Regions from separate parts of the Homo sapiens genome. Here region 2 is linked to region 1. Evidence: read pairs that join two places in POLR2A ChIA-PET (ENCODE). Cell type or tissue: K562. All regions are shown on one strand.

What was found. ChIA-PET counts read pairs that join two places held together with the same protein. Peaks named below come from ENCODE experiments on the same cell type or tissue, not always from the same donor. Only the 100,000 strongest peaks of a DNase experiment are listed, where the experiment ranks them.
Region 2: POLR2A ChIA-PET joins it to region 1 with 7 read pairs; 3 of 35 experiments call an interaction of 5 or more read pairs at or near these places.

The regions. Positions count from the first base shown.
Region 1 is chr9:130,755,645-130,758,144 of GRCh38, reverse strand. It overlaps a transcript of ABL1 not described here. Among named protein-coding and RNA genes, the nearest start is that of EXOSC2, 63 kb to the right of the region's middle. In K562, no CTCF peak of the experiment used is centred here; no DNase peak of the experiment used is centred here.
Region 2 is chr9:130,893,247-130,895,746 of GRCh38, reverse strand. It overlaps QRFP (pyroglutamylated RFamide peptide), which reads left to right. Exons shown (of 3, transcript NM_198180.3): 2 at 1-50; 3 at 1,909-2,500. The coding sequence starts at 1,909. The coding sequence ends at 2,319. Among named protein-coding and RNA genes, the nearest start is that of QRFP, 2.3 kb to the left of the region's middle. RefSeq lists enhancers at 1-126, 127-814, 1,603-2,117. In K562, no CTCF peak of the experiment used is centred here; DNase peaks (open chromatin) are centred at 56, 496, 1,016, 1,966 and 1 weaker place; H3K27me3 peaks cover 346 bases.

The DNA.
Region 1 (2,500 bases):
GCAAAACACAATAGAGATAATATATGTCAAGCACCCAGTCCGATACCTGGGTCAGAGTAAGTGCTTGATATAAGTTAGCAAATCATCTAAGTACTATTAACAACATCTCTTCAAGGAAGGGATTATTATAAGCCCCATTTTATAGCTAAGAGAACTGAGGAGAAAAGAAGGGACAGCACCTGGGTGTGCCCTGGAGGGGCCATTGCTTCCTCACTTTCTCAAAATCTTCATCAACTTTCTCGTCTTTCAGGTAAAATTTTGGTTTTCTTTCTTTTTATTTGAGACACACATAAAAAAAATGCCTGGCCGGGCGCAGTGGCTCATGCCTGTAATCCCAGCACTTTGGGAGGCCGAGGCGGGTAAATCACAAGGTCAGGAGATCGAGACTAGCCTGGCTAACACAGTGAAACCCCATCTCTATAACAAAATACAAAAAAAATTAGCCGGGCGTGGTGGTGGGTGCCTGTAGTCCCAGCTACTCGGGAGGCTGAGGCAGAAGAATCACTTGAACCCAGGAGGCGGAGGTTGCAGTGAGCTGAGATCGCACCACTACACTCCAGCCTGGGTGACAGAGCAAGACTCTGTCTCAAAAAAAAAAAAAAAAAAAAGGCCTGGAGTACAGTGGTTCAACCTTAGTTCACTGCAACCTCTGCTTCCCAGGCCCAAGCGGTCCTCCCACCTCAGCCTCCCTAGTAGCTGGGACTACAAGCATGCGCTACCATGCCCCAGCTAATTTTTGTATTTTTTACAGGGACCAGGTTTCATCGTGTTGCTCAGGCTGGTCTTGAACTCCTAGGCTCAAACAATCCTCCCACCTTGGCCTCCCAAAGGGCTGGGATTACAGACATGAGCCACTGTGGCTGGCCAATTTCAGTTTTCAATAGGAAAACAGGACTTAATGCTTCCCCCATCTGGCTTTCTCCTCCAGGAGTCAGAGGAGCTCTTCCCGAGTGGGCTGATGCTGCTGATCTTAGAGCCTATCTTAAAGTACCTCATTCTCACCAAGTTCTGAGAATATGAACACAGCCGGCCTCAGGTTCTTCACTTATAAAGCAAACTTCTAAAAGGGTCCCAAACTGCCTTCTCACAGACGGCTGGAAGGGAATTCTGCAGAATGGAATGTTCTGGGTCCCCCTTTCCATCGGCTCCCTGCTCTGGAGCACAGCTGTGTAGTGAAGATGACAGGCAGTGCCCTAAGGGGACTCCAGCTCTGCCCAGGAGGAGGGCTTGAAGGATTCCAAATGCCCAAATTCCAAACCATGAGCTCAAGGCAAAAAGGAGCTTTGTTTCCATTTTCTTTTAAAACACCCTCAGACATACATTCTCCAAAACCTTCTTATAGCCAAGTTAAAGAGGATACAGATCAGGCATCCCTATTAGAACACAGTCAACCAAGGCTGATGCTGCAAAGGCCAGTGTCAGGCTGACGCTGTGTTACAAGTTTCTTTTAGATATCTGAAGATACTCAGCAAGGAGCAACAACAGAAACATCCCCTTCCCCTCAACTCACACTAGCCCTAACTTCTCTTTTTTGGCAAAATGCTATCGAGCTGCCTTAAACACAGTGAGCAGAATCCCAAAAGTGAAGAGAAAATGTCAGAGTAAAACAGAGCTCAGTGGCTTGGAATATAGCAACGCCGAAAAATAGCTGAAAAAGGCACCAATTTTGCTGTATTTAGACTCAAAATGTTGTAAAAGTTAAGAATTAAGTGACCCACTGAATTAGCCAATTTGAAATCTAAAGATTGCTGCAACAGTGTGTGGGAAATCTGAACAAATGAAATGGCAACCTTTCATTTGACAAAAAAAAAAAAAATTAAAACTTCCATACAAATGCAGGAAGCCCAAGAGGCAGAGCTCTCTCCAGGAAAACCGAATGAGAAAGCTCTCTGCTAACCACGTCTGTCAAATGTCAAGGAGAAAAGGGAAATGAGAAAACAAAGCCTCCCAAAGTCAACTGCCTTTCTAAATCAGTATAAATACCACAGCATTTGGATTTGTTGATCTTTTCATTTAAAAACCTGTTCTTCTCTATGAGAAAAGTGGTTGCCCCTTTTCTCACAGACATGCTTCCTTTGAAATAATACTAAGTGGCTTACATAAGGGGCCATCTACTATGCTATCAAGTCATTTTTTTTTAATAAATGAGAAGTGTAATCAACTTTTCTCTGTGTTTTGACAAAAATTCATCTATGATATTACAGAGTGCTGCTGCTGCACACGGAAGCCCTTGAAGGACAGGCCCTGAGCTGTGTCCTCGTCCTCCTCGGCCACCAACCTCGCAGCTAGAACTGCCATCTGCAGATGGAAAGTCACAGCCCTGATCTCTGGAGGCCAGGAAGAGCGGCAGACTGCCAGGATTCCACCAACCCCTACAAACCCAGGAAAAGGAGCTTCAGGGCTGGTGGCAACGTCATTTGCTCAAGAAAACAGAGTTCTGGTTTTTCCAAGATGGAAAACAGAGGGGAATTGGTCAAAAGGGTCTCCTAACTCATACATT
Region 2 (2,500 bases), 140 kb before region 1:
AGCCCAGCGATCCACCAGCCAGCCTTCCTGGGAGCAGTCCCAGCCACACGGTGAGCATAGCTGCCCTGTCCCCAGCAGGAACCCCAGCTCAGGCCCTGCCCAGGCAGGAGCCAGGCATGGGCAGTCAGAGGGCACACAGAAGCACAGGGAGGGAGTGCCCGGAGAGGGGACACCAGTGCCTCCCCTGCCAACAGCCCAGAGCAGCACAGATTGGTCACGGCTGCCCTGCCAGGGCTGGGACCCAGCCTCACCCGTGCTTTTCCTGTCCCTTCCTGGCTGTGGGGCCTGAAGCCCTGACTCGCGCTGGGGCCGCCTGTCCCGTGATGAGCATCCCCACTTTCTACCAGATTCTTGAAGGGGTGCATGAACCCCTAAAAGGGGTGAAGGGCCACTCCAGGGCCTGCTCTGTCAGGCTGTCTCCTTTCTAGACACCCAGAGGCCACTCCCGGGTGGATTTATCCACCAGGATGCAACGGTCCCTGGTCCACATCGCAGTCAGCAAAGTGCTTCCTATGGGGAGGAGGGAATGGGCTGGGCCGCTGCAGAAAGTCACCTCGTGGAAGCCCCCACTCTGCCTGCGCCCTGATGGAAAGGTTTTCCTGGCAGCATGAGGGAGGTCACTCCATCCCTGGGGGACGAAAGCTTAGAAGAACTGGATTTGGGTAGAAAGTGGGGTTGCATGTATTATTTTTTTAAAAGCTTCCTGGCTGAGCTCGCTTCTTTGAAATGTGTTCGAGGGAGCCATTTCTGGAAAGGGCTCTGGGGACTCCTGTACTGTCTTCTCCAGGGCCGGTGCTCTCTAGTCTAGCCTCAGTTTGACTCTGCGGAGGACAAGCCAGCTCCAGCTCCCCCGCGGTCATTGTCAAAAAGGTTTTCTTTGCCAGACAAGGGAGCAAGTGTTACCAAGGCAGGTTCATTACAGGAGGCTGGGTTTCAGATCCCCCGAGTGCCATGTGGAGTACAGAGGAGGGAGTTAGGGCACGCCTTCCTGAGTCAAGCCCAGTTAGACCTGGGATTGAACTCTAGCTCTGGCACTGATAAGGCCATGAGATCTGGGGCAAGTCACCTCAGCTGTTTGAGACCGACACCACCCCTGTGAAATAGGAGGGTTGGGAGTACCTAGCAGATATGTATGCTTCTTGAAGAAGCCGTCTGGCCATTAGAATCATGAATCCAGAGCCTCCACTTTCTGGCTGTGTGGCCTGGGCACAATCTCAGTTTTTCTGACAGTTTTGTTGCCTGAAAAAGTGGGACTGGCCGGACCTACCAAGCAGGAGTACTATGAAGATGAAGTACAATCACATGTGTGAGCTCTTGGCTCAGAGCCTGGCAGACCTACGGTGCCCAGGCCCCAGTGGTGTCCACACACTCCTTCCCAGGTGGGTGTCCGAATTAGGCCAGGACCATCCAATCTGTTTCTGGCTTTCAGGAGCAACTCGTTCCCACGTGAAAGAGACATTAGCAGGATGTCCCAGCTAAACAGCATAGCTAGACCCATTTATTATCCAGTTGAACACTAAGGGAGATTGATGCTTTTAACTTTCCACCCCATGGCTCTGCAATGATATGGCCATTTTATAATAAGAGAAAAATGAGCATACATTTGCTGACTCTCCCGGGGCCGCCTGGGCACTGCTCTGCCAGCCAGCAGCGGTGGATTTACGGTGCTAAGCTGCCCAGGCACGCAGATCGTGGGGACTGCAGGAGAAGAACCGGCCTAACTGGCACAATCACCTCCTGATCCTGCTAATAAAACAGTGGCCTAGTCCCAGCACTGCTCGGAAGCCGGGCTCAGCTGAGCCCCCTGCTCACATCTACGCTGCCAGCCTGTCCCGGGGAAACATTTTGGTGAGTTGCGCTTGGCCACGTGTGCAGCCTGTCACTCTGCCTCTCTTTCCTCTGGGTCAGATGGTAAGGCCTTACCCCCTGATCTACTTCCTCTTCCTGCCGCTGGGCGCCTGCTTCCCTCTACTGGACAGAAGAGAGCCCACAGACGCCATGGGTGGCCTCGGAGCTGGAGAACGCTGGGCCGACCTGGCCATGGGGCCCCGACCCCACTCCGTGTGGGGTTCCTCTCGGTGGCTGAGAGCTTCACAGCCACAGGCCCTGCTTGTCATAGCCAGGGGGCTGCAGACATCGGGCAGAGAGCATGCTGGCTGCAGATTCCGCTTCGGGAGGCAGGACGAAGGCAGTGAGGCCACCGGCTTCCTCCCTGCTGCGGGGGAGAAGACCAGCGGCCCGTTAGGGAACCTGGCTGAGGAGCTCAATGGCTACAGCAGGAAGAAAGGCGGCTTCAGCTTCCGCTTCGGTCGGCGGTGAAGGGCCAGGACGCCTTGGAAGGATTTGCTTCTTGGACTCACCCCCATTGTCTTCACTCCTGCCTTCTCCCCCAGTCTCAAAGACCACGACACCCAGATGATGTAGGCTTGGTTACGATGAACGATCCATGGTAGGACAGGTTAGGTGTGTGCTTACTTTTGATTTCCAACTTTGCTGAAGC